Regions from separate parts of the Mus musculus genome. Here all the other regions are linked to region 3. The links are chromatin loops, found by intact Hi-C in ENCODE. Cell type or tissue: heart. All regions are shown on one strand. Region 1 has its middle 12 kb from the start of Rubie. Region 2 holds the start of Bmp4 (bone morphogenetic protein 4). Region 3 has its middle 29 kb from the start of D330046F09Rik.

The links. Peaks named below come from ENCODE experiments on the same cell type or tissue, not always from the same donor. Only the 100,000 strongest peaks of a DNase experiment are listed, where the experiment ranks them.
Region 1: a loop joins it to region 3, with 2.8 times the contacts of the local background. A loop is called at or near these places in 12 of 42 quality-filtered maps.
Region 2: a loop joins it to region 3, with 2.5 times the contacts of the local background. A loop is called at or near these places in 6 of 42 quality-filtered maps.

Annotation. Positions count from the first base shown.
Region 1 is chr14:46,560,195-46,568,194 of GRCm38, forward strand. No RefSeq gene overlaps it. Among named protein-coding and RNA genes, the nearest start is that of Rubie, 12 kb to the right of the region's middle. In heart, a CTCF peak has its summit at 5,001 (motif pointing left); a DNase peak (open chromatin) is centred at 5,137; H3K27ac peaks cover 1,490 bases.
Region 2 is chr14:46,385,330-46,393,329 of GRCm38, forward strand. It overlaps Bmp4 (bone morphogenetic protein 4), which reads right to left and starts at 5,340. Exons shown (of 4, transcript NM_007554.3): 1 at 4,975-5,340; 2 at 1,827-1,951; 3 at 386-765. The coding sequence starts at 758. It overlaps Gm15222 (predicted gene 15222), which reads left to right and starts at 2,149. Exons shown (of 1, transcript NR_166856.1): 1 at 2,149-3,953. RefSeq lists promoters at 755-2,371, 1,924-2,922, 3,015-4,972, 5,023-7,654, 5,023-6,429. In heart, a CTCF peak has its summit at 3,579; DNase peaks (open chromatin) are centred at 1,262, 2,052, 2,832, 5,362 and 2 weaker places; H3K4me3 peaks cover 5,666 bases; H3K27ac peaks cover 5,586 bases; H3K27me3 peaks cover 2,641 bases.
Region 3 is chr14:46,698,349-46,706,348 of GRCm38, forward strand. No RefSeq gene overlaps it. Among named protein-coding and RNA genes, the nearest start is that of D330046F09Rik, 29 kb to the left of the region's middle. In heart, a CTCF peak has its summit at 4,634; DNase peaks (open chromatin) are centred at 4,713 and 6,073; H3K4me3 peaks cover 713 bases; H3K27ac peaks cover 1,289 bases.

The sequences.
Region 1 (8,000 bases), 140 kb before region 3:
GTCTCTATGTCTCTGTCTCCCCACACACACCATGTGTGTGTTCATGTATGGGCAGGCAGAGGAACAGTGAGTATTGGTCCTCTGAAGCTATCCACCATGATTTTGGAAACACTAGTTAGCCTGGAACTCATGGCTTAGGCTCCTGACTGGCCAGGGGGCCACCAGGAATCCATCTCCCCTGCACTGACTTCACAGCACACACTACCATGCTGGGCCTTTCACATAGGCTCTGGAGAGCAAACTTGGGTCTTCATGGAGTGCAGAAAGCACTTGACTGACGTAAAATTATCTTCCTGGCCTGGGGCTATTTTAATTGAAATCCTAATCCCTCGTCCTTTCCTGTACGGATAACCCCTGAGCACTTTGCCAATGACTGAGCAGTCATATTTCTGCTTAGCAAAGATGCAAGTTCCCACACATTTTTTATCTCTTATGGAGGATAGAAAATTGAAGATAACGATTTAAGGGAGCTGGTGGGCTTATTCTCAAGACCTTCTGAAATACAGAACTTGGATCTCCTTGGGGAAGTATAACTATGAGTGACCTAGGAACGGGGATGAGAACACTAGAGAAATCAAAATCTCTTTTATCTTCCCTGGGCTGTCCACTCATCCCCGGCATCATCTATCAGTTTCAAGATGCACAAAGCACCCAGCAGCCATGATATTTTATGATGAGGCAGATGCTTCTCATGATGGCTTATTTTGAGCTCTCAGATGGTCCTCGGGCACAACTGATGACACTCTTGCTATAATTGGGGCTTAGGCTTTTCTTACATAAACAAACATGTATACATGGACACACACATGTAAATATTATCCTAGCTTTTGGACTTTTTAAAAGCTTTTCATTTTATGATTATATATTTTTTTATCTGTACTGATGTTTTGTCTACATGTGTGTCTGGATCTGGTGTTCACAGAGACCAGAAGAGGACATTAGATCCCCTGGTACCAGAGTGATGAGCATCTGTGAGTTGCTAGGTGCATGCTGGGAAATGAACCCAGCACTGTCTGGAAGAGCAGACAGTGCTTTTAGCTACTGAGCCACCTCGCCAGCCTCCTGGATTTATTTTAAATCTTGAATGTTTACTCTCATTTTTTTCCCCTCTAGATTTCAGAAGTAAAGAATTCAGCCATTAACCCCTTGTCTTATGCAATTAGGAAGGCAGTTCTAGCATTGCTTGCTTGGATAATTACAAAGGCCCACATCTTTAGAATGGTATTCTAAGGGTTGCCTTTTCCATCAAAGGCTGCCTTCACGATAAAACAATAGTATCCACGCTATGACAGTGGACCCTTCAGTTTCTGTTCTACAACTTAATGTGGGAAATTCTAACCAGGCTTATAACTCCCCTTTTTATATTCCCCTCCAGAAAAATCCTGTAGTGGTGCTAACTCTCCTGTCTATTTAAAAGTTTATCTGTCCAGCTGGGCATGGTAGCATACTTCTTTAATCCCTGCACTTGGGAGGCAGAGGCAGGCAGATCTCTGTGAGTTCCAGACCAGCTTGGTCTACAGAGCAAGTTCAAGGACAGCCAGGGCTAGACAGAGAAACCCTGTCTTAAAATCTCTACTCCCTTCCCAAATTGAATTTGTCTCATTAATACATCCTTCCAAGGAGCTGAGAGCATTCAAACTTTCTCTGTGAGCTTAGTCCTAATGAGGTTTGCACAGGGGAATAAAGGTCACCCAACATCTTGATAGACAAGCTGCTTAGTCAACGTTCTCCAAACAGCTACTGGAATTGCTAAGGGCCCTTTGCTCCAGGTTTCAACCCCCTTCCCACTCCATCTGTCTACGCTACCTCTACCCTTTTCCCTCTTCACCCCACTCCCTCTCTCCCCATCTCTGCCATTGCTGCGGTAGCTGCAACTGACATTGATTTTATCTGCATAAACCTTCACGCTCCCACTGGTTCCAAACTGATCAAGTGGCCTTCAAAAAAAAAAATGCCACCACTTCTTAAAAAGGCTGAGCCAAGCCCTGCATAATGGAGACAGAATACAATCTCTTATCATGTCGGAAGTAATACTTGTGGTTATCTAAAGCACCATAATCATATCATACACTTTATCTGTGAGTGGCTTTTTCCTTCCAGGGTAGGAATAGAAACTTCTTCATAATGAACACTATTGAGACTCCAGCAGGCAGACCTCTGGCTTTGGCAACGTGCCATTCTTGAGCAAAGGCATGTAATCATCTCAAAGACTGCGGCATGGCAGAAAACAGGTACAAGTATTTGCTGGAAACATCATGTGCAAAGAGCCAACTTTATAATGGAATGCTTTGTGTTGGAGACTTTGGAGTACCTATGGCTGACTAGAACTTGGGGGTCTGCTGCCACCTCACTTATCCAAGGAGTCCTTGTGTGAGAGTTCAGGGGACAGGGCCCAAGAAATACTACCAACCTTTGCTTTGGTCAGGGCTGCAACATCCTGAGATAAAGACAGTCTGCCCTACTGTCAGCCGTGGTTCCTTCTCCCTAAAATGGTGGCTGTCAGATGACCAGAACTGGAGGACTCTTGAAAAATAAAAACCTGGAAAACAGCACCAGGTGTCTCTGAGAGTTTGGTCAGTGCTACAGTTTGGCTCTCACGGTTCCTAGTCTCAAGATGACTCTGGAAGATGCAGAGGGTAAACTGAGTCCCATATGCCTCTACCTTAGTTTTATTTTAAGTGAACTAAGGTAACTTAAGAAGAAAAAAAGGGCCAATGTGTGCTGAAGTTGCTGAAACACAAGAAATATTCTCAATTGTTCTTCTCAGGAAGCTCAAAGATCAGACTGCCTTGGGTGGTATACTGTTTTGGTTTTTGGGGGGTTGTTTGTTTGTTTGTTGTTATTGTTGTTTGGTCAGTGGCACAAGGTGCTACTGTCTACTCAAGTGTTGACTCAAGTGAGGGGTTTACCCAGCGACATGCCAGCCCTGAGTACCCACTAGGAGCCCTCCTTCAGGAGACAGGAGTTCACAGCTTAACCCACATAATTGCCTCTCTCTATGTGTGACAAAAATGCCCTCAAGAACCACTTTACACCAAAACATGATATAAGACTGACTGACAAGCCAATACATTGATACTGATAGGATCTCTGAGCTATATAGAGAAATAGAAATGGCAAGGGGCTCTTGAAAATATAAGTCATTGGTCCCCAAGTCCTACCTCTTGGAACAACTTCTTAAGAGAGAAGCAGTTTCCTTCCCTAACCATATAAAATGATCCCTGGAGTTATTTATAGCGTTCATGGCCTGGAGGTATCACTTGGTCCCTGTACCACAAGCCCAACCATGTGTTACTATATTAAAAAATGTGAAAAAGTAATTATGGGGTATGGGAGCCAGTGTCTGCAGACATAACCTTCAGAAGAGGAAGTGACAGGGAACTTTTGCTCCACTTTGCAGCTCGAGGGCTGCCCAGGCTTTGGGCTCAAGGAGGGCAAGGTGTCCAAGAAGCTGGAGAGAAGCTTGCTGAAGTAGTCAGAAGCAGCCCTATTTGTTGATAGATAGCAAACCAGTTTCCATTCCAAGGTCCCCTTAGTAGGTCAAACTGTCCAGTCACACAGAGTGACCGTCCAAAACATCCTTCCTGAGCAGCTCTCAAGCTGCCTGCCTCAGTTCCCACAGCACGGGGATGGCAGAAATGTGTACGATTCTGGACACTGGAGAGACACTCGGACTATAGAAACTGGTCCCCAAGACCCCGACCTTTACATAGTGACTTCTGTCCCCTTGTTCTAAATCCAGTTTTGTGGTTCTTCATCCCTTTCTCTGTAGTCCTTTGGCTTTCCCATAACAAAAAGACCAACCGCTGATGACAGAAGCAATTCTCCCTGGACCCACAACCCCTTCAGTGCTCCCCTGGAAAGATGGCTCCAACACCTTCAGACTCCAACCCCTTTGGTTCTTCTTAGAAAGATGGGCTCCAACTCCATTGGGAAAAAAATTGCTTTCTACTGCTGCAAGCAGAAAATGGTAATGCAACCACCAAGCCCTAGAACACAGCTCATCCATGCAGAGGAGGCCATGTTTCTGATGGTAGGGCTGGTGTTCCCAAGAGTCCTCCATGTTGCAAGCCATATTGAGAGCAATTACATTTCCTCTTTAGGGCCTTCCTTGGCCCCTGGTCTAAGCTACAGAGAAAGTTGTTTCTGATTACAAGTTCCTTCCTTCAAAGAGAATCCCATAAGCCTTGTGCCTTTGCTGGTGTCTTGGAGCGAATAGTTGTGGCCATCTCTGTTCAATTCAACTACCTCGTGAACTTTGAAAAGTACGAAAATTTATTCAGAGAAGGGGTATCTTCTAAAAATTGATTTACATAATTCTCTCTCCAATAAATTTCTAAAGAAACAAGCCACACATGACAGAGAGTACTGAGACAAGTAGAGATCAGGGAAATGTCCTGATCTCCTTGATATAACTAAATAAACCAAAATAACCTGTGTCCCTAGTGGGACAATGGGTCATGAGCATAGAGTGTAACCTATTCTACACACCATCCTTGAATTTACACACTGTGGTCTCATAATGTGAGTAGATGTTGATATAAAATTCACTACATCTTCCTGAGTCTGTTTCTCAACCTGGAACAGCAGCAGACACAGCAAGGAAAGTTTAAGTAGCCATCGTTTGGTGCCAGTGGAAAGAAAATGGGAGAAGGGGGAGGGAGAGGAGGAGAGAGGGAAGGAGACAGGATATGGGGGAGACAAGGAGATGGGAGAGACAGGGAGAACGAGAAAGAGGGAGGAGAGAGAGGGAAAAGAGGAGGAAAGAGGGAGAAGGAGGAGAGAGAACAGAGAGAGGGCGGGAACAGAGAGAGGGAGGGAGAGAAGGAGGGAAGGAGCTTTGCAAGCCCAGGGCTGCTTAGAGCTGTCTAAAATGGCCTGTTAATCCCAAATTCGGTAGGTTCACCTGCATTACCTAATCCTTCCAGCCCCCCACCCTATCTTTGCTGCCTACATCCCAGTTTTCACCACTGTAGTATCCACAGTGCCACCTGCTGGTTATAGGAAGCATTTCGTGGCTGTTAGGGCTCCTTGTCCAGATTTTATTGAAGTCCATCATGACTTACTAGCAAAGTCAGAAGAGAAAGCACACTCCTTAAAGTTAAGAAGAATCCAAGAGCCAAGCAAACCATGGATTCCTGGAAGCTCAGCGAGACCTGGCAGAATCTCCTGGATGCAACTAGTTTAGAAGGAATGTGAAACAAAAACGGTGCTGCTAGATTCCATCAGCAGGGCTCTAGGGATATATAGAGAGAGCATCAGGACAATGCCTTAGAAGTTTCCAAAATTCGCTGTTTCATAACCATCGTCTTGGGCTGCTTCTTCTTCTTCTTCTTCTTCTTCTTCTTCTTCTTCTTCTTCTTCTTCTTCTTCTTCTTCTTCTTCTTCTTCTTCTTCTTCCTCCTCCTCCTCCTCCTCTTCCTCTTCCTCTTCCTCTTCCTCTTCTTCCTGACAAGTTTTTTCAACCTTGAAGTAAGGTTTCCCACCATTCTCCAGTTTTACTATAGCCCACCATTTGCATCTCAGGCATCAGTCAGACAAAAGATGGGAGAAAATGTAACCCCTAGAATTCACAACTCCTGGGGATGACCCAGCACATTGCTACAAGCCTCACTGAGGAGAACAAATGTCCAGAGATCCTCCAGGATAACCATGGGGTCATTATCTTGGGTTAGAAAGTATGAAAATCAGGATAGCAGTTCAATACTGACTCTGTGTCTCTAGGATTCTGACATCACACTACAAAAATGCAATGCTGTAGCATGCCCTCTACAGTAACTGTAAGTATAAGGTGGAAATCTGTCCATGTTAGGAATCAAAAAGGTCTGGGAAGGGCACTGGCCCACCACAGCCTGACAGTCACTGTATCAGGGAGGACAATTTCAGAAATGTAGATTGTTTGCCAAAATGTTTGCAAGATTTAGGTGATAACTAGTAATTTCTAAAGAAAATTTTCTGTACTTATCAGCATGACGTTTCTTTGGGGCAGCTATGTTTCCTTCCTTTTTCATCCCCTGGCATACAAAGACTAACTTGTGAAATTTCAATCAGACAGTAGAGATGACCGGATTCATCCTTCTCTCTCTCACACATTTTCCTTTCAGTTCTGTTTGCGTGTGCTCTCTCACTGTCTAAAAGGGTAAATTTGTTCCTTGCATTTTCTTACCTTTCACCAAATTCAGAAATCTTTTCTTTCTTCCTTCCTTCCTTCCTTTCTTTCTCTCACTCTCTCTTTCCTTCTTTCATTCATTTATTCATTCTTTCTTTCTTAAATGCATATAAACCTCAAAATACTTTCTCTTCACTTGGGAAAGCTCCAACCAACCCCTCCTCCTGGCAATTAAATGACTTTCCACCTTAATATGAATCAACACCTAGAGAATCAGATGAGGTCTCTGTGAACCTGCTTTGATAGATCAGTTTCCTTCTTTCTACACATCTCGAGCACATCTAGACCTCACATTATTCAGATTATGCTAGGAATGATGAACCAAAACAGCAGCAGTGGTGACTAAAGAGAAAGCTAGGTTTAGGTCCGACCCCCCCCCCACCTTTAAAACAGGCAATAACCTAAGGAAGAAAGTCTTTGAATGTTTGCAGAAAGAAACAATCTAAGCAGCTCGGGGTCCCACCCAGAAGGGATGGCTGTGGTACAGCAGGGGAGGGGGAGGGCCGTTAGCATCGGTCTATGCCATGCCTGCTTCCAGAGAATGCTCAAAGCACCAGCGTTTGTTCACTTAACACAGGATCCACTTCTCAGCCCAGGAAGACCCTGGTAACAGTACACTTAGCACTCAGCAGCTATTTGACCTATTTTACTAATGTGTTTGGGAAGGAGGTTAATTAACAGTGGATGGCCATATCCTTAAGCTTAATTTTTCCAACAGCCCCGCTCATAAAAGGAAAAACTGAGTATGTATTGGAGGAAGCAAGCAATTAAGTTGCACAAATAGTGAGCTCATTGAACTGCAGCTGACTTCTATCATGTCAAAGAACAACTAAACACAGAAGCAATAAAAAGATTGTTGCCCCGACCACCACTGAGAACCAACCGGCAATAAAGATGGATAACTTCCTACTTGAAGTCACTGATTAAAGCTCTTTAGAAACCAAATGTTACACATAGGCATAAATGGAGCAAAATATTTTAATGCGTGTTTGGCAGGTTCAGAAACATTTTATAGTCAATTTTAAATGAAGGTTTATACAACAACAGTAAAGTCCACTTACAGCAGCCATCCACATGGCTTGCAAGAAAGCTACAGTGCTCCCCTGAAAGGCTGGAGTCACACTGGGGAATTAAAGTCCCATCCCAAAGAGCAAGGGGTAGGCCCTGGGGGGGAGCCGAATTCCACAGTATGGGTCTTCTGAAACCAAACCCAAGAGCAGAGTCCCAGAAACCCATTCAGATGGCTGTGACCCTTGAAGGCAGGTAAACAGACTCTCTATAAGCAGTGACCACACAGCCCCTCCTTGCCCGTCCCCCTCTGCTCCCTTGTCCACCTCCCAAAGCTCAAAAAGGTCAAGGTTTAGCGCAAGCTGCCTGTCAGAAGAGAGCCCTTTCATCTAGAGTTCAGTACAGCCTGGCACCAGGCTCGGCTCCCAGGAATAGCAGTGTCGGGAAGGTGGGCTGTCTAGATTTGACCAAGAGAATATGTCTGACAGAGGGGACTTGGCTATCAACCTAAGTGTCTGGGGGGCGAGGTATCTTGTGGAGGAATGGACCCCAACATTCACCCCTGCCTTTGCAGGGACACCATATGCAGCTGTGGGGAGACGGGGTGCTTTGCCTGAAAAGTTGCTTATAATTTAACATTCAAAATGATGTCAACAGGCCTAGAGAGACCAGCGGTGAAGAGCACTGGCTGCTCTCCCAGAGATCCTGAGTTCAATTCCCAGCAACCACATGGAGGCTCGCAACCTATACGATTGTAGTCCCATGAATTCCTATGTCTTCTTCTGGTGTGCAGATGTACATGCAGACAAGACATCTGCATAAG
Region 2 (8,000 bases), 310 kb before region 3:
GACAAACACACAGCTGTAATATTAAATTCAGTAGGTGCTTTGAACAAAACGGGCAGAAACCCTGGCTTTGATATAGCTAAAGCACACCGCTGGGGCTAGCAGAAGTCTGAGTGCTGTCAGTCCGCTTCTCCCAACGTAACCCCCTCCCCCATCACCACCACTACTTGGTCTCCAGAAAGTACCCTCAGAGGCAGCTCTGGAAAGTTGAAGGTAAGAGGCCCTGTTCCACAGTCTCCAGGACTCGGAGCTTTGATGTAACATGAACTCTTCTTCCCCGGGGGCTTCCACAACCCCTTCAGCTTGCCCTGCCAGCTGCCCACCCCCCACCCTCTGCCCCGGCGCTCTACCCCACCCTACACCGCCAGGACTAAGAGCACAAACTGACCTTCGTGATGGAAACTCCTCACAGTGTTGGCTCGGCTGGCGGGACGCTCCGGGTACTCAAGCCCGGTTCCCTGGCTCTGCTCTTCCTCCTCCTCCTCCCCAGACTGGAGCCGGTAAAGATCCCTCATGTAATCCGGAATGACGGCGCTCTTGCTAGGCTGCGGACGGCGGCGCAGCCCAAACATCTGTAGAAGTGTCGCCTCGAAGTCCCGCAGGAGCTCATGGCTCTGCCCTGAGCGGCGTCCTCCCGCGTGGCCCTGAATCTCGGCGACTTTTTTCTTCCCGGTCTCAGGTATCAAACTAGCATGGCTCGCGCCTCCTAGCAGGACTTGGCATAATAAAACGACCATCAGCATTCGGTTACCAGGAATCATGGTGTCTCTGGGGAGGGGGTTGGGGTGGAAGGTTAAAGAATAAATAAACACCGATCAATAGCGAGAAATAGAGATGTCTCTGCATATGCATATAGGGGTAGCAACCGACGGTCAAGATGTAAAACAGGTCCGAAAGATCAAGTTTGTGTTTTCTCCCTCACACCCTACACACACACACACCAGCTGCAGCCATGCACGGCCCGAAAGTAAGAATCGCCCTGTAATTACTTGGTCTAACTTGTTTACACTCAAATAACCCCAAATCAGATAGCCTCCATCCTGTCCCAACGGCTATCTGAGCCATGATCTCAGCGTGGCTTCTTCAAGGATAAACAGTTAACATTGAGGAGGTAAAGGGGGGTGGGGGAGGGAGAATTAAAATGCCATCGCTCTTCACTTCGGACCTTCAGCCTCCCCCCCACCTTCTCCACCCCCCCCCCACCCCCGCCCTTCCTCCGCCCTCCAGCCCAATTTCCACAACTTCCAGCTGGTTAAGAACAGGAGGAGGGGAGAACAGAGCTGTGCCGGCAGGGCTTGGACCGGGCAGCAAGGTCCAGTGACTGGGAAAAGGAGTCAGGGGGCTGCCCCAGTGACTTTGTGATTTATTTCATTGTAGTCGCTGCGTTGAAAATGCTCACTAAAGAGTCTTGTTCCCAGGGAACGGTAGGGGTGATTCCAAAACGAACATGGTTTTGTTTTTTTTGGTTTTTTTTTTTTTTTTTTTATGAGGCAAGGAACTGGCCTTCCCAGGCTAGTGGGACGGGACTGGGAAGGGAGTGGTTAGCCCTCAAGGGACAGCCCCAACCTGAGGACCTTTCATCTATTTGGTCCCTCGCGCTCCCTCTTTCTTGCAACGCAGCGGATCAGAGAAAACAGTGGGAGCGCTTTAAAAGGAGCCCGTACATTTCGAGTGTCTGGCCTTGCAGGGACCAGAAAGAGAACCATAGCGCTGCCTGAGAGTAGGGCGCGGGCACTGAAATGGAAGTCCGACGGGAGGGACAGACAGTGGTCAGGGATGGGAGGACAGAGTGAAATCCCAAGAAGGGGAAAGAAGAGGTGTCTACTCACTGACAGAAAACAAGGCATATAATAACAGTCCATGATTCTTGGGAGCCAATCTTGAACAAACTTGCTGGAAAGGCTCAGAGAAGCTGCGGCAGTGCGTCGCTCCGAATGGCACTACGGAATGGCTCCTAAAATGAATATTTGAATATAATGAGACTCTGGAGCAGACAGGCTCTGTTTTTCTTCCAGCCCCTAGGAGTCACGTGGACCCAGAGGCCCCGCCCCACTCACCGAAGAGCCCGCCCGCCCCTCCTCCATCCTCCCACCCCGGCTGGGTCCAGCCCCTGCGAGCGAGGCCAACCTCCGCGCCCGCAGCTGGAGCCCCAGCCGTCTGGGAGTTGTCCCCGCCTGCTCTGAGGAACTCTCGGCGGGACACCAGCCACTGGCGCGGCTCTCGGTCGTAGTCGCTGCACGCAGGGGACGTGGGGCACGTCTCTACCTGCGGCGCGCAGTGCAATGCATCTGGCCAGGTTCGGGGACGGGTTATCTGAAGCCTGAGGATCAGGGTGCACTTGAAGACGCGTCTCTTTACAGCGCCGACAAAGCTTAAGTGCAGCCGAGAGAGGAACCGAAAAGACAGTTTACCAAAGCCTCACGACAGCGTTCCATGAAAAGGAAAGCGCATAGGGACCCTCCAAGGGCGCGCGCGCGCGCGCGCGCACACACACACACACACACACACACACACACACACACACACACGCAAACACACTCGCACACTCCAGCACTTCCTCCACAGGGTCTCCGAGAGGCCAAATAATGCTTCTAGCGACAGGCAGCCGACCCCTAGCGGATCTAACTTCCAGCCAGAAGACTCTGACCCCGTCGCCAACTCAGTCCGCCGCGGGGGTGTCGGGGTTTGAGCGGTGTGGGAAAGTTAGAAGGAGCGGCTTCTGAAGTACTGTCTAGTAGCCCCGCCAGAGTCCCCGCACCGTGTCTGCCAACCTCAGCGTCCGCTCCAGCCAAGCAGATCCTTCAGAAACCGGTCGGCGGTGCCATTCAAGGCAGAGGGGGTGGGCGGGGGGTGGGGGGTGGACGTCTGAGCTTCTAACTCCGGACAGATTCCAAAACAGGCGTCGCCAAAGAAAGAGCGCATCACATTTTTTTTCAGATCTCAGAGTTGCAAAGGCTTTACAACTCCTACCCGGCACGGAAAGGAGACCCCAAGCGCGATCCCAAGCGTCTACAAACCCGAGAACAGCTTTCGGCCTGCACTCGACCTCTCCCTCTGGCTTGGCTTACTTTTTAAACCACCTCCACCCCCACCGCCACCCCCGCGCGCGCCACTTCCTTCCCCCACCCCTTTCCTCCTTTTGCACCAGCTACAGAATCGCGGCTAAGATTCCTCCAAGAAATTCACCAACACAACTCGGGTGGGGTTGGGGGGGGGGGTGACCTGACTATCCTAAGATGCCTGGCCTGTTCTAACCTCGGAAGCGCAACTCTTGTTCCAACAGGTCTTTGCACGGGGTCCATCCGAGGACCGGAGTCCCAGGACTCCCCCGCTCCAGAGCCCGCTCCACCCCGCCTCTTTGCCTCACTTAGGAACTCGACGTGTCCAGCTGGTTTTCAACCTAACCTCTCCCCCCCCCCCGCACCGGCCCCAGTTTTCGAGGCGGGGGGCACTTTCGGGAAACCTTTGAGAAAGAAGTGTAAAGGATGGAGAGTCACGTCCTTCCTGGCGGCGGTGGCTGCCCAGCGCCATCCCACACTGCTGCCCTGGGTGCAGAGACCGCGGGCGCCCCTGAGCGACAGTCCGCTCTCACCACCATCAGCGCAGCTTTCTGAGACGATTTCTCTATTCCCCGACCAGCGTCGCCGCTGGGAATAACTGGGAAAGCGCTGGAAAGGGCAAAGGGCTTATTGTTGATTTGTTTATTTGCTTTTAAGGGGGAAAGAGATGGCGATATGCTAGCGACTGGCGCACGCGGAGCGAGGGCACCGTGGAACCGCCGACGCTCAGGATCCCCGGACAATCCTGTGCCTTTGGCGGTGTGTGGAGCGCTCTCGACGTTAAAGCCCAGTAAATAGACGAAGGACTTGTTTCAATTTCAACTTCACAAGGATCCCTTTCTAATCACTCCTTTCTTCCCTGATTTTTTTTAATTAAAAAATACAGATCAAAGTAAATTTTCATCTCCTGGTATTTTTTTTTTTCTTAATGGGGTTGATACAGCTCCTGGAGGCAGTTACCCTTCACTTTCTCCCCAGAATCTTCTTCTAAAACCAAAATTTAATAGTAGCCTCGGTTTGCCAAATATGACCCTGCTAGTGATTCAACATCTCACAAAACCTTCAGTTCATAAACCAGGATACTAAAAAAACTATCAACCAAAGCCGTGGCGGGAAACCTTCTGAGTCCCCGGGGCCCAACTCCACTGCGTGTAAGGACCCCGCAATTCCCGAACCCTTTGGAGTATCGCAAGCTCCTCATTAGCCCTGCTGGCATGTCCGCACAGACACAGCATGGCAGAAGACCCGCACAGGTAGCCTTTCGGCATCCTGGCCACGGTCCGTCGAACCTTACACCCCTTCCCAGGGAGGGGAGAGTACCAGAAGGCAGAATGCATGGGTGCCCATGTCTAAGAAAATAGCTCCTGGAGATGGGAGCGAGTTCTGTACCTACAGTTCGCTAGCTCTCAGGGGCTGGGAGGGGGTGCGTTGGGGACAAGATTAGGTGACACCCCGCTCAAGGAAGCCTCTCTATCCCGGGTCGCGCTTTAGAGCAAAGCAGGACTACAGCCTCTTTTGCAAAGCTAGCTCTGGCTAGGTTCTCTCTCCTAATGAAGCAGTCCTCAGTCCCCCACTGGTGTTGAAACTTAGAGTTGACTCCCTCCTCTCCCACTCTTATAGTCTAAGTGGAAGCAAACCCACCAAACCCCACAGTTCTTCCCAATGACCTCTCTTCCAAGGCCTTCTCTCCTTCCCGCCTCTCCTGGCCCGCACCTCCCTAAAGTAGGTTGGATAGACGCAGTAACATATATGGAGGTGCCTTTTAGCCTCCATCATCCCACCTCCAACACTGTTGGAGAAGGAAGGAGGAATAGGCCAACTTTTGCCTCGGTTACAGCCTGAGCCCCATCCCCAGCTTCTACTACGGGTGCACCTCGAATCCTCAGAATAGCGCCCCTCTCCAGGTTGCCCTGCTCACCATTGGTTCCTGCAGAAGCGGGCTCGCCAGCAGCTGCTTCTGGGGACCTCTAGAAAGCTGCAATGAACCTGGTCGAGGGCCAGAGACTGGATCGCTGCAGGCTCCAAGACGGTTTAGACGAGAATCCCATCAGGGACGGAGACCAGATACTCAGGCTGGGTTGCAGCGCAGCGGCGTCTTAGGCTGGGGTCTCTCAGCTCGGATGCCGAACTCACCTAGCTTCCGGGCCAGGCCTCGCGCTCTTGCCTTCCCACCCTCCAGCACCACCCTCTCACATCTACTCCTTCCTTCTCTTTTCCCTCCCTCTCTTTCTTCCCTTCCTCCCCAGTCTTTCCCCCCAGCGGCCCCTCCCTTCTTCCCTCCTCCCTTAATCGCCTCCCCTTCTGGGGATGGGAGCCCCGCCCACATCCTCCCATCCAGCCACGGGGCCTCGCCTCGCCTGGCAAGGCCCGGGTCCGGAAGATTGCACAGCTCCCCAGCCCTCAGTTGCCACCTTGGCTGGGACCGATGCCTCCAGCTCGGGAAGCAGCCGGGGCTCACCTGGGGACCACGTGCAAGAGGTACTAGAAAGCATGCACCAACTAGTCTCTGTACCTTCCAAAAATACCCATGGGAGTCTGGGCTTCCCTGAGTTTAGAATAACTGCTGCCCAAACTGATGATTAAAACACTGAGTAATCACCATTTACCCCGAGTAATTAGAGATAATGAAACACCTCTAAAATCAGGTTATGGAGAAGGGAGCTGTTGGATTGGTTTAAAGGGTGGCCTTCCGTAAACTGTTAAAGGATTCCCAAACGTTGAAACAGGCTGTGAGCAGGGCTGTGTGCCCGAAGGAGATACCTCTTCAACTATTAGGAGGTGACTTTCCCCCCAAAAAAGTTTTTGTGAGATGTTTCTTGTGGACATTTGAGAATTGCACCAACCCCCCTTAAACTGGGTGCCCTCCATCGATCCCCCAGGTCTAACATTTCAAGTGCACAGAGGTAGTTTGCAGGCACTTGGCAGGCAAACAGGCCTAGGCCTTGTAAGACAATTAGAAAATCCTATTTATATCTCTGAAGCCTTCTTAACTGCCAGATGGTTATTTTGTTTGTTTGTTTGTTTGTTTGGGACCTTCCAGGAAGGTAACACAGTGCCTTTTAGGCCATGTAGAGAAAAAAACAAAGTGCCCTTTGGCCCCTTTTTAAAAGAAGGGAGATGAGGAATTGAGTCTTTCATAACAACAGTAAGAACAAGAGTTGGTAATCATGCTAGCTGGGAGGTGGAATGTGGCCGGCTTTTAAACCTTCCCAAACAGGAGCTAATTTCACACCCTGCCTCTGATGGAGCTGGGAAGGAACTATCAGCTTCATCTTTGTTTTTACAAACGAGGATGGGGAAGGTGAGCCAGGCTAAGAGTATTTGCCCAGAGCGCTGAAGGAAATCACAGCCTCTGCTAAAGGGAAAGCTGCAGGGAAGGGGTGAGGCCAGCAGCCCAGAGCTTCAGGTAGCTCTCAAAGGGCTGGAAGATAGCAATTTCCGGTTCTTGGTTTCTGGGGTGGGTGTTATACTCCCTTGTCACCACAAAGCAGTCTTGACCTAGGGCCGCTCATCTGACCTTTGTACTTACACACCTTCAGAATTTAAAAAAAAAAAAACAGGAACGAGTTCCTGTATTCTACTGGCCAGAGACAAAGGGTGAGAAGGAATGTCAGGTTGGAAGGAGTGTTAGAGGCTGAGCACAACATCCTGACCATCCCCAGCCTGGAGCACACTGTATGCCCCTGACTAAGTCCTTTCATTCCAATGGGTACCACCTCTCTCATCCAGAACAGAAAGATCAGCTCAGGTCTCCATGAGCCCTTTCTATTAGAAGACGATTGATTCCCTGCGTCACTGTCACTTTAGTGAAGTCACATTGGAAACATACCTTCTTTCATTTGAAATCGTTTCTAAGTACACCTTCTCTTTTAATCTCCGATTAATCAAGGTATGGCAATAACACCAGACCGAAAAGATGACTGAGAAACGTACCCACAGCTTCTAACACAGCCAAAATTACAATTAATTATTTAAAACAACAACACAAAATTAAAACTCCATTACATTACATTACTCTATTACATTACTCCTGGGGCATCAGGCTCTGTGCTCCCATAGCAGGTTGAAGGACGGATTCAGTGCTCACCAATGCCACTACATCAATCACTGCTGCTCCAATCATTAACACAATGTGTTCCTTAATATTTAAACTCACAAACAGCAGCGATTCGTTGTCCTTAGGGGTGCAGCTTTGCCTTTAATGGATTTGGAGGCACGGAGCGGGGGGAGGGAGAGTGGTGTTTGTTCATTTTTCTTCCTTACCCAAATGTTGTTTGAATAACAGCTATTGTCTCATTTTGCTGAAACCCAGACAATAAAGTGACCTTTGGCCCAACCAGTCTGTGAAACCCAGTCTGAAAGTTTCTAATTAAGCTACCTGACAAACCCTATTTAGAATCTAAAATGGATTTCTAGGTGTTTGATGGGAAAACCCAGCTGTTATCTCTGGGGACAGCTGTACTTCTTTCTTCCCCAATTTAGATGGATACAAACTAGCCAGGTAGAGTGGTGCATGCTTTAGCCCCAGAACTCAAGAGACAGAGGCAGCCAGATGATCTCTAGGTGTTCTGGGCCAGCCTGGTCTACCTAGCGAATTCAGGACAAGCAGGACTATGTAGAGAAAGACCCAACTTTAAAACAAAAAACAAAAAACAAACAAACAAACAAACAAACAAAACCTTACCCATCAGCATCTTTGCTGACCCAAGCAAACCTAGTCTTCCTTGTCTCCCCACCCCACCCCACTCCCCCACCCCCCGCCCCGCAGCCCCCACCTCCCAGTTATGCTAAGTAACAAATTAAGTTTGGTGTGGTTTGGTTTGGTTGGTTTTGAAGCAAAGTCTAACCAGACAGTGATTGCAGGTATATACCACCATGCCTGGCCAATGAATACTCCTGTTTTAAAAGTTATTTTACATATCCTTTCAGAGCTAATAAGTACCA
Region 3 (8,000 bases):
GCTGGCATACAACTAACCAGCACAAATGTGTCCAGGATCAACTTTCTTAGAACGAATACAAGGGGCACAGAGGACATAAGAATAGCAGAACAATTTAATACTGGGAAGTGACCTCAGATGACAAACAAAGGGGTTGGATGTTCCTCTGAGGCCACAGAGAGAAATCTACCACTATTATTCATTTTACAGTGCACTTTGATCTAAACGAGACATTATGCTAGAGCGGCGTTTCATTTGTAAAGGGTCTTCTCTGGCAGAAACAGAACAGGAAACCTCAAGACAAACCTACAGGGGCCGGCAGAGTATGGCTGACTGAAGCTGCAATTGTAGGCATAGAAACCTTGGTTTGGATACCAGTGATGCCTGGCACCGTCTGGACAAGGCAAGAGTTAAGAAGAGAAAATGGTAAGCTGAGATCTTAGGAATGGACAAAGAGAAATGCAGGGGCCAGGGAGATGGCTCAGCCAGCAAGGTGCCCTCCACACACGCATGAGGACCTGAGTTCAAATCCCTAGAGTGTAACATACCAGCACAGCAGCTGGCATCTGTGACCACAGCACCAGAAAAGGAAAGAGTGACAATCAGCCTAACCAAGTGACAATCAGCCTAACCAATTGGCAGGCTCCAGGTTCAGTGAGAGACCCTGTCTCAAAGAGTAAGGTGAAAGCAGTTTAAATCAACCTTTGACATCTATATACATAAACACGTGTACCTACATATGCTATACACCATCTCACACACACACACACACACTTGCATGCACACACAAAATGGAAATGCTCACTAGAGTGAGCAGAGTTAACATCAGTTTTACATTCACATATTAACTCTGAAGCCTGGTCCGTGCTGGCACTGGTATGAAAAGTCAGATCAGAGGATATGATCGGGGCCCTGCAGCCCCCAGATTAAGTCCTGGATACCCCTCTTACACATCCTACTACATGGCTTGAGACCAGTGAATAACCTCTGTGTACCTCAGACATCTCATCTACACACAGGGGCCACAACAGCACAAACAGCCCAATCCGGTTGTGGGAACTTCGAGAAAGGATACCAGCACAGCACTAAGAATTCACTAAGACCTCAGCAAACACTGTCAACTGCCCACCCACCCCTGCCTCTGCTTATCACTTCTGTTTGTTTTGTGTTGTGTTTTCACTACTTGGAATTGAACCCCTGGTCTTAGGCAGGTGAGCATTCTAACATTGAGCTGCCTCTCCTGCTAACTTGGTTTTTTTTTTTTTTAAGGCCATGGCATATACCAGTCTGCCCTTACTTTGTTCCCTGGTGTCCTAACCACTGTGACTGATGTCTGACCCACCCAATCCATCAACTCATGTGCTCCGTGTCAGTCAGTGTTCCATTACTATGACGAAGGACCTGAGAACGTTGACTTAACAGAAATAGATGTAGCCTGGCTTATAGGTTCGAAGGTTTGAGTTCAGGGTCTGCAGACTCCAATATTTCCATATGTGTAAATGATGCAGAACATCGTAGAAGAAATATGTGTGCAACACAGCTGCTGATCAGCTACGTCTCAATGGCCAGGATGCAGAGAGGGAGAGAACAAGAGAGATCCAGAGACAAGACCTACCCTTCTGGGGGGTGTTCCCGGAGGACACCTACTTCCTCCAATGAGACCTAGAATTCCAAAGTTTCCAGTATCTTCCAATCATGCCAGAAAATTATGACTTCATTAATGGATTAACCCACTGATGAGGAGCCCTCATGAGCCAGTGAGCTCCAGATGCCCCACTCCAATATGGCTGCGCTAGGGATCACACTCGAAACAGTATGAGGCCTTGCAGTTATTTCAGAGAGAAGTGTAACAGCTGCTGACCTTCCCTCTGGCAAGCTGGAGCCTTGATGAATGCCACAAGCCAGCCTGCCTGCCTGCCTGCCTGCCTGCCTGCCTGCCTGCCTGCCTGCCTGCCTGCCTGCCTGCCTGCCTTCCATCACAGATCCTTAACCCAGAATTCACCAGCCATGGTACTGCACATGCTTACAGGAAGAACACCATGCAAATCTAGGGTCAACGTGAAGGGAAATGGGCCCACGTCTCAGCTTGGGGGGTCTAACTTTAAGTCTTAGGCAATCTGTTTTCTTCCTGTAAAACCTGGCAAACCCCACGATACTATTAGATTTACTTGCTCCCCAGTGCTCCCCTGCCTCTCTGCCCATCTCATTATGACCCAGTTTATCACGCTGCTGCATTATGGTAAGCTGCTGATGTAGCTGCCTCCCCTGCTGGGCCATGGGCTCTGCCAGGGCAAGGACTAAGCCTTATTTATCTGCTGTCTTGGAACCTACCATAGATGCTCAATAAAAGTGGAGAGAGAGCTAAGGAGGGCCTACGTCTGGCCCTGTGTTTTACAGTGGCCACTGAGGGAGGTGGTGAGCTGAATCCGGCTCTGGAACTTGTGGCTATCTATAATTCTTCTCTTGCTTAATGCACCTTGAGCAAGCACAGCCACGCACAGCCACGCACAGCCACGCACAGCCACGCACAGCCACGCACAGCCACGCACAGCCATGCACACATGTGGAAGAACTAACAGCACCCAAGCCAATTTGCAAAGCAGGGACTCTCAGAATTTGGGGTTTGTAAATTGGTATCCACTGAGTTCGGTGGCAACAAAGAATCCCCCAAACTATGCATTTTGCCAGTTAGGCAGACTCTTGGGATTGATCAACCATCAGCTGCACCTCCCTTTACAAACGGAAGGCCAAATGAAGAAAAATCTTTCCACGGGATCAATTTAGCTTTGGGAGAAACTAGCACGGAGAAGGGACGGTGTGATCAGAATGTACTATGTACAAGTGTGAAGTTGTCCAAGAATGAATTACGATAAGAACTGTGACAGCAGTGTTTGGTGTTATTTCAACTCACAGGTTGGCTGTAGTGTCCCATTCATGTTGTGGGGCCCAGAATTGGGGGAGCAATCTCAAATCACAGAACTCTTACTGAGTCTGAAACTGCTCTATCAGAATTTTGTGGAAAAATATACACACAAGTTGCCATGTTGACACTTTTTAAAGATAGGGTCTCATGTAGCTCAGGCTAGACTCAAATTTATTATGTACCCAAGGATGTCCTTGAACTTCCCATCCTTCTGCCGCTCCCTTGGGAGTGCTGGGAGTGCACCACCACTCCTGGTTTCGGTGGTGCTGAGAATCAAACAAGGGCCTTGGACATGCTAACTGGGTACTCAATCAAATGAGCCTCCTCCCCAGGCCTGTTTGAACCATTTTAAACGTGTGATCCAGTGGCAGTAAGTATATTTGAATGGTGCAGCCGCCACCCCTATTCATTTCTGGAACATTTTCACTTTCCCAAACTGAAACTCATTATTTAATAAATTGTAATCTCCGTGTTGGCCAGTTTTTATATCAGCTTGGCATAGTCTAGAGTTATCCAAGAAGGCAGGGACAATCGCCTGCGTAAGGCTGGGCTGTGGGCAAGTGGACATTTTCTTAATTAGTGATTGATGTGGGAGGGCCTGGTCTACTGTAGGTGGGGTACCCCTGGGCTGGTGGTCCTGGATGCTATAAGAATGCAGGCTGAGCAAGCCAGTAGACAGAACTCCTCCATGGCCTCTGCATCAGCTCCTGTCTCTAGATTCCTGCCCTATTTGAGTCTCCGCGCTGACTTCCCTCAGTGATGAACTGTAATAAGGAAGAATAAGCAAAATAACCCTTTCCTCCCCAAGTTGATTTTGGTCATGATGTTTATTTACACCACAGTAGTGACCCTAAGGTGATCTCCTGCCTTCCTCCCCCTATCTCCCGGGAGGCACTAATTTTTGTCTCTCCGTTTTACTATCCTAGCTACTTTTCAACAGCAGAACCGTCCATTATTTGCCTTTTTGTGACAGGCTTATTTCAGCTAGCATGAAGTTCAGTGATCCCATGTTATAGCACAACAGTTTGCAACTTGTGGTTTGAGACCCCTTTGTGGTTGAACGACCCTTTCCCAAGGGTCTCGAATCAATTATCCTATATATCAGGATATCACTCGAGTGCATGAAGGTTCTCTAGCCTAGCCCCACTGACGTTCAACATATAAAGCAAATACAGAACTGGACATCAATTTTGGGTTTCAACTATTCTCAGTGGTTCAGGCTTTCCCAACTCAATTCCATTCCATTCCTATTGTTATTTTGAATAGTATGTTTTTGTGAGTGTAGACATGTATATCCAGCCTTACATATCTGTGTAGTATAAGAACAATAACAACCAATAATAACAACCACAATGATAATAATAATAATAATAACAACAACAACAGGATATAAGCTGACCCTGGAATGCAGGAAGACAAAAGTGTCCCCTTAAGGGGGTTCTGCCTTTCTCTGAGAGGCAGAGCTTCTCACATGCCTCTACCTAACATGCCTCTCCTACCGTGAGGAGCAGTGGGACAGGGAGAATAAATTAGGTTTGCCTGGAGAGTGACCCTCAAATACAGAAAAGCGCCATGGCTCAGAGTAACAGCACAGAAAGCCTGAAAGTCTCCAGAGATTAAAACAGGGGGGGGGGGGGGCTGAGGTCAGATTGGAGTCTGAGTGGCACTTTCCTTTCGAGCTGCGACCTCTAGCGCTACTCTTGAGAATTACAGCTCTCCCTTTTCCCGAGGGGGCGCACTCTCTCCTGGTTCTAAGCCACACTGCAACCCTACCAGCCTGGGCATGCTCTCCCAGGGGAAAGCCAGAGAGCTGGCCTCTGGATCCCGAAGCAGGCACACCACCAGCCTCTTCCGAAGATTCGATCTGGGAGTCAAGCACACCGGACGCCTGAGATTTCACCATAGACCGATGGGACTGAAAAAAGTGCTGGCCCTGGCTTTCCATTCTTTGATCACCCCTACTGGCCAAGGGAGGCTCCTGCTGTGGGCACCTGATTGCTTCCCTTGTAGGGTCTGCTATGCTTAGGGCCACCCAGCTCCCCCAACAAGAATCAGAACACCCTGAAACAGGTGTCCGCTCTGTCAGAATCCTCCACCTGGTGGACGCGGCCAGAAAGTGCTTGCCCTGCAAGCGTGAGACCCTGCTGCTGTGTTCAGTCTCTAGTACCCACACAAAGGTGAAGAAAGGCTGGGATGGCCGTGAGTGCGGGAAAGGTGGACTTCTGTGGCTCACTGGCTGGTCAACCAGCCTACTTGACAAGTTCCAGGCCAGTGAAAGAACCTGTCTTGAAGAGGAAAAAAGAAAGGAGGGGACAGCACCTGAGGGTGTCCCCGCCCACCATACGCAATGTGTGGCCACATTAATATACACACTCCAAGAAAAAAAAATGTGACAGGCACAGTGACGTCCTGATACACTGGCCTCTCTCTCTCTCTCTCTCTCTCTCTCTCTCTCTCTCTCTCTCTCTCTCTCTCTCTTTGTTTTTTTGTTTGGTTGTTGTTGTTGTTGTTGTTGTTTCGAGACAGGGTTTCTCTGTATAGCCCTGGCTGTCCTGGAACTCACTCTGTAGACCAGGCTGGCCTCGAACTCAGAAATCCGCCTGCCTCTGCCTCCCCAGTGCTGGGACTAAGGGTTTGCACCACCACGCCCAGCTCATACAGTCCGACTGGTTTGGACCATATACTAAAATTCCAGAGACCGAAAAATGCACAACTGTCCAAAGCTGTCTTTCTACCCAGAAAAACGTACTTCCAAGAAAAGAGGAGAAAGCAAGAGAAACGTAGTTACGTGTCTTGTATTGATATTAACCAAAGTCAGTCTACTTCTGCTCGAAGGGAAGTGGGCCACAGAAAACCTTCATTTCACTCCCAACAGTTGAGGCTGATCAGCAGGCAGATTGAAAATTGAAGACCAGCCTGGATGTGGGGGTCAGGGAGCAGGCTGGAGTGGGGGGCTGGGGGGGGTGTACTCCTAGAAAAGAGACTCAAATGTTTAGAGATGAACACACAGCTGATCTCCAGCCCCAGTGCAGACACTGACCACAGACGTGGTACTTTCTGAGAGACCAGAAGCTCCAGGAGGATCTGACACAGGAGCTTGGCTAGGGAGCCTTTGCGCTTGCGCAAACTCTGTTGTTTAAATAGTGTCTCTTAGTCACCACTCCTGCGCTGGGTGCCAGGATTTAACAGCCCAGTGCGATCCTATCGCAAATTTCCTGGCCCTCCTCACTTTACCTCCGAAACCTGTTTTGGTGACTGATGCAGCCTTATCGGCCCCTTCTACCCTTCCGATTGTGGATCGGATCTCCTGCCCAGCATTCCTGTCTTCAGACTGGCTGGCTGGAGGCATTTCCCTTCCCTGCTCAACAAACTTGTTTTCTGGAGCCTGGAGGACAGGAGTGGGGGCAGGGAGGAGGAAGAGTAAGCTTTGTTGGTTTGTTTCTAACACAGGCTAAGATCATTGCTTTCTGGGAAGTTTCTAGATGTTTCTGGGTATCAAACTGTTTGTTTTCCAAGGTGAGTGTCCCGAAGTTAAGGTAATGTCAGCTGAATTATACAAAACAACTCTACCTCCCTAGAGAGAGCAGCCACCAAGAGAAACACGGTCCTTGCCTTTGAGCTTGTTGAGTAGGCAGGAAAGACAGCAGAAGTCTGCCAAACACACTTTGTTCTGTTTTCTTCAATTTCCCCCCCATCCAAAGCTTACTGGTTATGAAATATTAACCAGTAAGGTTATATAGTTTCCCCTTTAATCTCAGAAGCCAATTTCTGAGAACTACATTTTTTTTCTTGTGGTGGTGGTCTCAAACTTGTGACCCTCCCGTGCCAGCCTCCTGAATCATTCACCGCATCTCTCTACTCCACGTCACGGTAATCACAGTTATAAGGGGGTATAAATTAGGGGTATAAGACGCTGAGACATGGCGTTTCCTCTAGGCAAAACTAATCTGACACATATACCAGATTTACCTGGAGGATTCTATCCCCGCTCTCCTCGGCAAGCAATTAAAACTCTGTTCTTCCACAGTCTGTAAAAACAGACTTGTAAGCAAGTGCAGATTCAGATCGCTGGATCACAATGGAGTCGATCCACAGATACATAACATCTAATAAAAAAAAAAAGTGACTACAGACCCTAAAGGACATGCACCTCCCCTGTTTGTTTAGTGGTTTGCTCCTCTTATCAGGAAAAAGAAAAAAAAGGCGTGTGAAGAATTTTGAGAGTTGAAAGATACTTGTGGGGGTGGTCTGTGGTGTGTGGTGTGTGTGTGTGTGTGTGTGTGTGTGTGTGTGTGTGTGTGTGTGTGTGTGTGTGTATACAAGCTTGCCAAGCAGGCTTCTTGCAGAATTCACTTACCAAGAGTGTAGCCTGTTGTTGTGGAATCTGGGAGGCACACACTCTGATAACTGCTCCCTCAAGAACCCCAGCCGTTACCATGTGTGAAGATGGTGAGCAACCGTTCTCATTCCCCAAGGCATGAGCCCCACGGCACCAGCAAGGAATCCCTCTCCCCGTCCGCCATGTTCATACAGCATCAACAGAAGGAGTTCCCCAGGTTGGGAAGGAACAGGACTTTGGGTCTGTGGGAAAATGGCTCTAAGGAATCACTACAAGTTTCTTCCCCTACATTTGTTTTATGCCCTATGCGCCAGGTGCCTGCAGCATCTTCCCACTTGTAGACTAAATACACCCTTTGTATAGTGTGTCTAAGCGCCCCATCCCCAGCGATGAGCAGCTTCAAACCCTCCCAACTTTAAGGAATATGATGGCCTTGGGATGCCATACAAGTTACTCCAATGAGAAAGATCAACCGTCAACGATCCTATCAAAAATCAATGAACTTCAAAATGCATAACACAGGTAAGGTTCACAGCATACCCCTCTCTTTGGGCAACACAGAGCTACTGGAAGCCCTTTTAACTAGATGTTCATATAGAAGAGAAGCATCTTACTCCATGACAAAAACAAAAAATTACAGCCCTTGACTGTTCTCAATCATCCCACTCTCAAAACACAAAATGCCCTTGGGCCAGTGCTCTTTAACTCCGCTGTTATTCTTTTTCGTTTGTCTTCTTTTAATTAGAAATTCTAATTATG